Linked DNA regions of Mus musculus: region 2 is linked to region 1. A link is a loop called in an ENCODE intact Hi-C map of the cell type or tissue named here. Cell type or tissue: left cerebral cortex. All regions are shown on one strand. Each heading gives the region's core, and the rest is flanking DNA. Links, peaks and the distances in the headings are about the cores only.

Region 1 (5,385 bases), core at 170-5,169:
GAGAAGTGAAGACTTGAACTTAGAAGTACAAGAAAACACACAGAGACCCAGAGCTCTCAGAAAATTATGTTGGTATTTATATAATGTTATATAAAATATAATATATCTACACACATATGTATATACACACACATAGATATATACACACACACACATATATATATATATAAATAGTTAACATTAAAAATGCAGAGAAGGGAACTTGATAAGGATGTGTTATAATTTGAAGGAAAGATAAATGTTTTGTCAAGATATTGTACCCTGGAGAAATAATGTAGCAAAAATGAATGTGGAATCAGATAGAGCATTAGATTAATTGGAATTAATGTGTTAATGATCTTAGCATACTGAAATTGGCAGGAGGCGGTAAGTCTTTCCACCTTAGAAAAGGAAGTTTAAAATTCAGCATTTTGGTTCTGAATGCTATTTTACTAATTGTTCATGGTTTCTAAGCTCTAAGTGCATAGTTCAGAGTTTTTGGTACATAGTAGTGCATGGAAGGTCAGTGTCTGACAGAGTGGGTCAGACAGGGCCTTAGGCTGCTCCCCAGCCCCAGGCATGGTTTGAATTTCATGTACTCTCATGACTTACCATTCAGTTTTAATAATAGGTGAGGAAAAATAATATCTATGAGGACTATCATGGGTATTAAGTAATAATCTGTCCAGAACCATAAATACAAGGCCTGGAGAACTGAAGTGTCAACAAATACTTATATTTACCATGCTAAGTATCATATTCCCTTTACAAAGGCCTAAGACAGTCTCCTTTTATATGACAGCTAAGTTGCAAATAATCAAATATTTATTATATTGTATGAATTTTACTCTTGACTAATATTGCCATTGTGATTTCAAAGAACCATTTAGTGTGCTTGCTGTCTTGAAGGGCTACCTATGATAGCCATTCTTTTGTCATGGTCCCGCAGCTGTCACCTTGCTTCTATACATCAGCAGGTGTTTCTGTGCCAGGGGTATAATTTTAAAAATTTATTGATACTTATTAATTACAGCATCTAATGGTAGCCTATTTAATTCTAAAAACTAAGCTACTGTGTACCTAGACCTGTCTTTTATAAAAAATGTGTTACTTCTTTCCTATCTGAATTTAATACATTTTCCAACTAAACCCTGAGAAATTAGTATGATTTATAGTTGACTGCTTATCACTTGGCAGAGAAAATAATTCCCAGATTACTTTGTTAATCTAGTGGGCTTTTGGAGTAGAGAACACTAAGTGTTCATAATACTTACCAGAATTGGAACCTGGATCTAAGATAGGCAAATTGGGCATTAAATTATTTAGAACTGTTCTTTTTGCTAAAGCACTAGAGATTAAAAAGCCAGTTAACCACAGGTAGTTGTTATTGGTAGTGAGACAATTCTGGAGGAAAAGATGGCATATTTATGGTGACTTATCATAAGACTCTTATGGGTCTTATTTTTAAACTGGAGAACCATGCGAGCATAACTCAGGAATTTGTGCCTAAGAACATGGCTCAGTGGATAACATTGCTTTGCTACATAGCCTGAGTTCAGTCCCTGGCATCCACATGGTGGAGGAGAAAACCATCTGCTGCAAGCCACTCCTTCCCCAAAACCAAACCAAACCAAACCCACCCAGACAATTGGAGGGAAGAAGAGAACTTGGAAGCTCTTTGTGTTTTGGGAAAACAAAACAAAACTAAGGTAGAAATAAAATAATTGATTTCCAAAACAAAGAATTTGAGATGTAGAATGGGACATAGTTTTTTTACTTTGTAAACAAGGAAGATGAGACGGTTATCTCAACGAGAGCGAGAATTTAGCACAATCCTGGACTAGTGCTCAAGTCAACATGACTAGTCTTGCTAGCAGTGTGTATACAAGCTCCATGCTGCCGCCCTTCACCTGTTCTTGTAGACCCGACTGCTGTTCTGACTCTGATACTATCCTTTAGAGAAGTGTCTAATGTAGGGAAGAAACTCCAGAGACAAGGATCCAGTGGATTTTACAACCGATTTACTGCAGGCAGACTCAGTTGCGTTTTAATTCTGAAGCAGAACATTACATAAAATAAGATAATGATAGAAGTTAGTATTCTTACAGGGCTTGGATGATAGTGTGACGTGCCATTCTGAGAGTAAAACAACTATGACGTTAACCCCAGCTGCCATCTGCTCCACCCTTGATTCTGATTCAGGTGCCTGCAAAAGGGAGCTCTTTGTGTTGTCCCCAGTCCCCTCTCTGCTCTAACCAGCTGTATGGCCTTTGGAAATCTTTCTGCGTGTTCTTTCCTCAGAAGAGGAAAATGAGGGGTATCGGATTAGATGATTTCTAAGGTGCTTACTCTCCCTGCCCCCGCCCCCCCCCAAACTGTTTTTAGGCTTTGATAGAGTTATAGTGCCATCTTGTGTTTGAAGATTTTATACCCAGATCCACAGTTGTGGATGAAGTAAAGCATGCCACTTTTCTGTGACTAAAGCTGCTTTATGTTTTGTTGGACCATTAATACATCTCTTGTTGATTTCACTGAACCCTAACCATGCCTGGATATACAGCCATGGAGGAATCTCAAGTATTTGAATTTTCTTATTTAAGTAAGAAAGCATATTATACCATATAGAAAATAATGTTATGCCAGGCATGGTGGCGCACGCCTTTAGTCCCAGCACTCGGGAGGCAGAGGCAGGCAGATTTCTGAGTTTGAGGTCAGCCTGGTCTACAGAGTGAGTTTCAGGACAGCCAGGGCTACACAGAGAAACCCTGTCTGGGGTGGGGATGGAGGGGGGAGAAAATAATGTTATTTTGCTACAAAGACTGTCGCATTTTCTGTGTTTCTTACCATTGGAAGAAAATCTGGGAGGGTTTTTACTTAGCTCTAGAGAGTCAGAGGGGATCATGGTGTTTAGAGAGATTCTAGAATAACTAATATTTGAATTGCTTGTCAGCAAGTTTTTAAAAATCTATTAAGTATTTATAGATGTTGTATCCACCTTTAAAAAATAGATTAAAAATAGTATCTATCAGTATCTTTCTGGTTGTTTTAACATAGTAAATTCACTGTAGTGGAGTGATACAACCTTATTTTTTTTGAGATAGGATCTTATCCTGTAGATATCCCTGGCTGTCCAAGAATTCACTTTGTAGACCGGGCTCATCTTGTACTCACAAAGATTCACCTCTCTGCCTCCCAAGTCCTGGATTTAAAGGCATTGCACAAGTAAGTGTAGGGACTGGACCACTGAATCTTATAAGACAGAACTTGGTAATCAGCTAGTCATGTTGTTCATGTTTTTAACTAGTTCTTACAAGGACAGGTGTGGTTGCAAATGCCATTAATCCCAGCACTTGGAAGTCTGAGGTAGGAGGTTGGAGAGTATTGGCTAGTCTCAGCTACCATAGCAAGGCACTGCTTCAAATAAGCAAACAAATTAGCAGATTTTCTAAGAAGATATCCCTTGCCCCTTCCTAGCCGCTCCTTTTTCTTCTGTGAAACAAGTTCTCACATTGCAGGCCAGGCTGGACTAGAACACTGCAACCCAAGCTGTCCTTAGGCCTGCAGATCCTGTATCTGCTTCCCAGGTACACTTAGAGACCTAGGCCACCACACCTGGTTATACGAAAGGCTTCTTTATGTGTTAGTACAGAGCGAGGTGCTGGGAACATAGCAGTCAGATGAATGAGATCATTGTCCTCTATGGGTTGTAGTTAGAGTTGTACAAATGGTGAGATGATCAAGATGGCAAAAAAGTCAGACTAATGTCTCCATTCTTATCGAATGTGAATTAATCCTAAAATCATTGACTTTCCTATATTCTTGTCCTAGGAAAAGAAGGCTGCATTGGAAAAGGAGCGGGAAGAAAGGATAGCAGAGGCTGAAATTGAGAACTTATCTGGAGCCAGACATCTTGAGAGTGAAAAACTTGCTCAAATATTGGCAGCCAGAGAATTGGAAATTAAACAGATTCCATCTGATGGTCACTGTATGTATGGAGCACTTGAGGATCAGCTGAGAGAACAAGACTGTGCGCTGACTGTGGCTTCCCTGAGGAGGCAGACTGCTGAGTACATGCAAACCCATTCAGACGACTTCCTGCCGTTTCTAACAAACCCCAGCACAGGAGATATGTACACGCCAGGTAGTTAGCTTTCTTCACCACATTTTGTTAGTGTTTCTGGTTTTCAATTAAAATGCTTCCTGAGTGTAGCAAGGAAGACCTTTCTTAATGAAGACAAAAGATCATTAACATTTTGGCAGGTTTATTTTTTATAATTTGAATAGATGTAGATGTATTTTAGTTTATCTTGTAAGTACTTAACAGTTTTGTAGTTAAAATATATTAATAAATGTATGTAAGTCACAAAGAAAATAAGAGGTTATTCACTAAAACACGTAGGGTTAGTCATTGTTGAAAGATGTGTGTTAATTTATATTTAACAGAGTTAAAGGGAGGTGATGTTTGATCAGGCTTTGTAAGTATGCATGTGTATGCTATCAAGACCATGAGCAGAATATGATTATGAAATCTAACTTACTCATACTCAGTGAAGTGTAATGTTACTTTTGATAAAGTATGGCTAGGAAGGTTAATAGTTATATAAATTTTGATTTCATAAATCAATGAACAATATTCCCTGTTTGTTAAATTGATGATTAAGGTACAGTTTTTATGATGTTCTATGCTGTTGAGAGAAATGAAATGGAGGGAAGATCACAGGTAAGGGAGTGGCCACTGGGAGAGGGTCACATAGCCAGGTGGCTTGGAGAAGGGATGGTGTAGGCTGACTCCCTTAAATGGTGTCTGCCCTCCATGGAAGAAGGTAGAACATAGCACAGGGTGGACAGAATGAGCACTGGTGTTGAGTTGGTCAGTTGTGGTGAGTGAGCCTTAGGTATCTGGATAGATCTCAAGTGTGACTTCATGTATCAGAATTCTTAAGCGTGTCTAGCTCACTCTGCTAGTGGTAGAATATTTAATTCATGATGCGTCAAAGAAACAGACAAAGGATTTAGTTCATTCATTCAGCTAACTTTTATTGAAGGCCATGGTGTGCTAAGTATTGTAGGGACTGTTTTGAACAATGAAGACTTAATAGCGAAAGAGATTAACACGTGATGTATGTTGTCTTTTAGTTTTAGCTTTTCTTCGCTTCCTTGGTCAGAAAAGATGTTTGACCCCATTTTATTTTTATTTTATGTCTATGGTTTTGCCTGCATCTATGTGTATGTACCATGTCTTAGTCCTCTGGGACCAGAAGAGGGTTACAAACAGAAGTGAGCTTTTCTGTGGGTGCTGGGAATTTAACTCCTTTCCAGATTCTCTGAAAGCAGCAAATGCCACGGAGCCATTGCACCATCTCTGTGTAGCCCGTGTTTTTTTTTTTTTTTTTTTTTTAATACATT
Region 2 (5,385 bases), core at 112-5,111, 1.3 Mb before region 1:
GCCCTGTATCTCAATATCTCCATCAGTAAGCTGTGAATAACAGTAGCCCTTGCTAGAAAGTATTGTTTTACATACATTATTATGTGGAAGTTCCTCGTTCACAAGTTCTGTTCTTTGAAAAGGCCATAGAGGCAGCACTGCCTGAGATACAATAAGGGCTGATAGTTGGCTAATTACATCACCCTTCTCTAGGCAAAGGCAGCAAGAAACCCATCTACAGTGATGCAAAGCTACATTTACTGATTCATTGCAAGCAGGAAAAACAAGTTTCTAGGGACACAGAGGGAATCTCAATAAGACCCTGTTAGGAAGAACTTCCTATAGGAGTTGAGCCTAGGGAGCATCCAAGGAAATGGGTATCCTCTTCAGACTAGATACTGTCTAGGAGGAGGGATCGTTTTGATTGAGTGCTTAACTTTCTTATCCAGTCACTGAAAGACAAAAGCCGAGGTAGTGCCATAATTGGAAAAAAGGGCAGTGATCACTCATTGTTAGCAAGGAATGGAGAGCATTTGCTCATCTTCTTGGTTGGTAATGTTCATATTTTTGCCTATTCAGACATTCCCATGAAGATTCCCATGAAGAATCTATTTCTGTCCAGCTTCACTACATGCTCTAAGTTGTCTCAGCTGAGGTTAGTGTCCTGTGGAAGTGTTTACCTTCCCTCAGGAGAGCATACATTCAAGCTAAGTACTTAGAAAGCTCCTGGTTAGCAGAGACTTGTTTTCCTGTTTTTCAAACCAGATAAGAAAGTTTTGATTAAATGGCAGGGCTGGTAAGAAAATAGTAGCTATCATTGCTACCTTGTTGAGCTTAATTTAAAGCCCTTTCTTTAATAATCATTGTGTAAGTTGAGCTTCAGAACAGTTCAAGTATGTGGGGGGCAGAGGGGGGTTTCTCTTACCTCCAGAGGTTCAATAGATAATGTATGTCATGCAAATGACCCCTCCTTGATATAAAGCCTGCCTTCTGGAGTTGTGATGCAATACTTCCCTGGGAAGCTGCATACTTCAGCTCCTTTTAACAATTCTGGAACAATATTGGGTCACAGATGCTTCATGGTGCTTTGTATTTTCCAGCTACACTTCAACTTCTCCCGAGAAATCTCTTAGACCACTGGTGTTGGATCTCTGATTAATCACACTTCCTGCTTCCTCGAGGCTGTGCTAGCCTTCTCTGTTAAGACCTAATCGCCACAGGCTACTTCAGTAGGGACAGCTTTGCCTATTGTCCACAGTCCTGTCTCTGCCCCAAACAGGATCTTTAAAAGGGTACTAAGCTCACATCCTCTTTCACAGACTGGCTTCCTAAAGAGAAAATCACTGTGCCTTAAAAGGTAGTATAACTCAGCATGTCTTGCTTATAACTTTGGAATGACAGGGAACGTGATTTTTGAGCTATGGAAAAAAAAATAGAAAAGCAAACTATTCTGTTAAATTCAGGCACTGAAATTCCTAGATTTAGACTAGCCAACTAGTTATATGTACGTTCCTGCACATTTCGAGAAACCTGCCAAATAAAATCCCACAGGAAAATGGAAATTCCCAGGAAAATTTTGTACTAATGATTCTTTGTCCAGCACCATCTTTTTGCATGTGGGAATTCCCCTAGTCACTCTATTTCTCTCATTAGACACTGTACAAAGTGAAAGTGAAAACAGATTATCATCGAATGAAAGCAGTTCCCAGAAAGAAAATGGACTCTGAGCCCAATACATGTGCTCCAACATCCCAACCCTGCAGCTCACAAACTGTCACTTCTGGAAATTCACACTATCACTATGAAGGCCACTTTTCTTAATCTGTCCATGGTTTTTTCCTGATGTTGAAAGGAGAAGCCTGAACTTTCAGCAAAACACGACCTTGTGAGCATGTTCTGGCATCTGATCTTTCCTAGGACAGTCAAAGCATTTTGAATGCAGAGACAACATTTGTATTCTTATTATTACTTCCAGCACTTGGGATAACAGTATATTAAATGTCTATTAGATGTGTTGCCTTGGAGTATTGGGCTGGAGTTATGCATTACCAGGCAGGTCCAATTTTCATTTGCACACCTCTTAATATCAACTGAATGCCATACACCATACCTATTTAAGACACATTTAAAAATCACATGTTTCTAGTATTTATAGGCAACTAAATGTACTAATGAAATAGTGGGTATTCAGTACTGTTTATCTCCCTTTTCTATTCATCAAAATAAGGGGATTTTGAAGTAAATTATCTTCTCTGTATTCTTTACCATAATAAGCCAAACATAATTTGAGGACTAAAATATAGTTGCATTTAGAAAGATTTTTCATTTATCAAGAAGAAATTATTAAACACGGTTACCTCAGCTAATTCTATCTTATATTTCCCTGCTTTGAGAGTATATGGAGATCAACAAAGGAGTGATTCATTGGTATTCTGACCTATCGTTCTAACCTTATAGTCAGCTTTTTCCTATGACACTGTTGGGCTAGAGAGATTGTTCAGCAGTTAAAGAGCACTGGCTGTTCTTACAGAGGAACATTCCCTGCGTCCGACGGCAACTCACAGCTATCCGTAACTCCAGAAGGTACTCCCTCTTCTGGCTTCTGTGGGTACCAAGCATGGTGTACAGAAATACACAGAAAAATAAATTAAATTAGGAATTTTGGCCAACTGTGATGGCAAACACATTCAATTCCAGCACTTAGGAGGCAAGGTAGTTGGATTTCTGTGAGTTCAAGGCCAGCCGGGAACTACATAGTGAGTTCCAGAAGAGCCAGAGCTATGTAGAGAGACCCTGTCTCAAAAAGCAAAAGTAATTAATAATAATGATGATAATGATGATGATGACCTAAAATGTTCTTCGATGGATATATGATTAAATAACTATAGTATGCCCACACTGTGCAGTACCACTCAGCAATTTATTAAAAGCTATTGATACAAACAAAATGTCACATGGAATTCCAAGATATGATTCTGAATAATCTAAAACAATTTGAAAAAAATACATATTTTACAATTCTACTAACAATTTGCGGTTTGTGTATGAAGCGGCCTTCCAAAAGCCCATGCATTAAAGGCTTACTTCCCAGCTGGTAGCACTACAGAGAGGTGGCTAGATCATGAGGCTTGCTTCACTTATTGATAATCTATTGATCAGCTTATAATGAAGGGGTTCATAGAAATCATGGCCCTACTTAAAGAAAGCAGGCCACTGCAGACATTGCCAGTATGCTGTCTGTGAAAGATAAAGAGTGTCCCTCTCCTTCCATTTTTCTCTATACTTCCTAGTGAACAGGTTTGCACTACACAGGATCCCTGCCATAACGTCCTGGCTCGTTGGACCCCAAAAGCAGTGGTACTACCAACCATGAACCATAGCTCTGAAACCACAAGGCAAAATAAACTCTTCTTCCTTCAGGTAGACTTTCTCAAGGAATGGGTCACAGTGACAGAAAAGCAATTTTGAATCAGCAAAATTAGACAAGGAAAACAGATTCAGTGTTTACAGAAATTTTCCTTCTGAGAGCCATGAGGGATAATCGGTTAAATTCCTCTCTCCTAGCCTGTGGTAACTTCAGTCATTTTTTGATTTACTGCAGTTGCCTTTGTTCCTGTATCTTCACTCTGTTGTCCCTCTATGCATGGCTATCTTGGTATTAAATATCTATTCTTTATTATTGGAGCGTCCTACTAGATACCATAGGCCCACAGGCTGACCCCCAACCCAGGAGCCTACTGCCTCAATCTCCAAAGTAATGGGATTTAGGGCACATACCGACACATCTGATTCATTTTTTCCTATATCAACAGTCATCTTTGATTAAGGCCTAGACTTTATCTTAATTAGCTTGGCCTTAGAAATTTTTTCCGTTGCTGTGATAGAGTATCCTGCAAAAGCAACCTACAGAAAGAAGAGTATATTTTAGGCTCAGAGCTGGAAGGCACAATTGATTATGGCAAAGAAAGCAAGGGAGCAAGGGCTTAAAACAAGTGGTCAGATGTTCTCTATAAGAAGAAGGGGGTGACGAATACTTGTGTTCTTTGTAAGTGGGGGCACAGTAAAGAAACCAAGAAAAATCTGGGAGCAAAGTTTTTATTGTGGATGAGAGAGAAGGGTATGGGGGGCATTCTGGGGCATCTGGAAGAGTCCAGAGCTAAGGGAAATGGAAGCTAACTGGACATGGCCCAGAGGAAAGCAAGATTAGCAGAAGAGCATCAAGAGAGAATTTCAAGAATAGTGTGCGCATGAAGAAGTGGGGAGACTTGCTATCATATAGAGAACAAGGGGTATCCAGGAGGAGGGAATCCTGGAGATTACAGCAGTCTGGGAGCTAGTCTGGAGGAGTGGTAGTAGGCAGACAGGGAATAATCAGTGTGTAGATAATCAACAAGATAGCAAGCTTCTGGCCTTTCCCAAAAGTGTGACCTTTCTGGCTGACTTACCTGGGCATGTTCTAGGCAAAGCATGGATATGTCAAAGCTTGCACAGGGAGATACTATGGACCTACACCTCTCTTTTTAAACTGATCAATGCAAAAAGAGGGGAGAAGAAACCCCACCCAATATCACCAAAACACTCAACTACCAATCTTCCAGGGGAAAGCAGATTTCAGTTTCTATCTCCTTCCCACTTATGATCGGTATATCCACTTGTGAGTGTCTGTGTGCATTCATGCATGTGTGTGTGTGTGTGTGTGTGTATGTGTGCATGTGTTGCACACATACTTTACTATTAACAGAACTTGATTGCTTGCTGTTGCTGTGATTTTTTTTTTCTGTCTTTTAATTCTTTAATTGTTGGGAAAAACTGAACTCAGTCCATGACCCTGGATGGTAACATAAGCGGGTACCAATACCACTGCACTTGACTTGGAACTGTGCTGGTTTTGAAAAAGTGCCTTCTTTTGCAAAAGTGTGTATCTTATTTCTAAATGAGATATGAATGTCTTAAAGCTGCTATTTCCTAGACTAATGTAATAAGGCATAAATAAACTTTATTCTTAATAACATTCAGGTATAATTTTGTAGGACTTTGAATAAATGAATTCAAAGTATAGATGTGATGTTTATTTTTGAGGCTAATTTGTCTATTTTGTCTAAGTTTTTCTCCAGTACATTTACTTCAATGTTAATGTCTTAAGATTTCTATCATTAATTGATTATGAAAATTAAATGTATATACTTACAAAATCCCTATATGTGTGTATATATACATACATACATACAGCATGTATACGTATATATATTCTTAGTTGAGATATATACACATTATATTGTAAGTACATATTTTTATATTTTTGTATTTTGTTTATGTGTATGTGTGTTGCCTGCAGAAGCCAGAAGTGTTGGTCAGATTCCCTGGAGCTGGAGAGCAGGCAGCTGTGAGCTACTAGATTCGAGTACT

What was found. Peaks named below come from ENCODE experiments on the same cell type or tissue, not always from the same donor. Only the 100,000 strongest peaks of a DNase experiment are listed, where the experiment ranks them.
Region 2: a loop joins it to region 1, with 5 times the contacts of the local background. A loop is called at or near these places in 3 of 42 quality-filtered maps.

What each region holds. Positions count from the first base shown.
Region 1 is chr4:14,816,911-14,822,295 of GRCm38, reverse strand. Otud6b (OTU domain containing 6B) reads left to right here. Exons shown (of 7, transcript NM_152812.4): 4 at 3,808-4,120. Among named protein-coding and RNA genes, the nearest start is that of Otud6b, 6.8 kb to the left of the region's middle. In left cerebral cortex, for the core only: CTCF peaks have their summits at 2,197 and 2,398 (motif pointing left); DNase peaks (open chromatin) are centred at 2,201 and 3,480.
Region 2 is chr4:16,164,883-16,170,267 of GRCm38, reverse strand. The region is part of intron 1 of A530072M11Rik (RIKEN cDNA gene A530072M11); the gene reads right to left. Among named protein-coding and RNA genes, the nearest start is that of A530072M11Rik, 3.5 kb to the right of the region's middle. In left cerebral cortex, for the core only: a CTCF peak has its summit at 2,584 (motif pointing left); DNase peaks (open chromatin) are centred at 1,231 and 1,602; H3K4me3 peaks cover 632 bases; H3K27ac peaks cover 904 bases.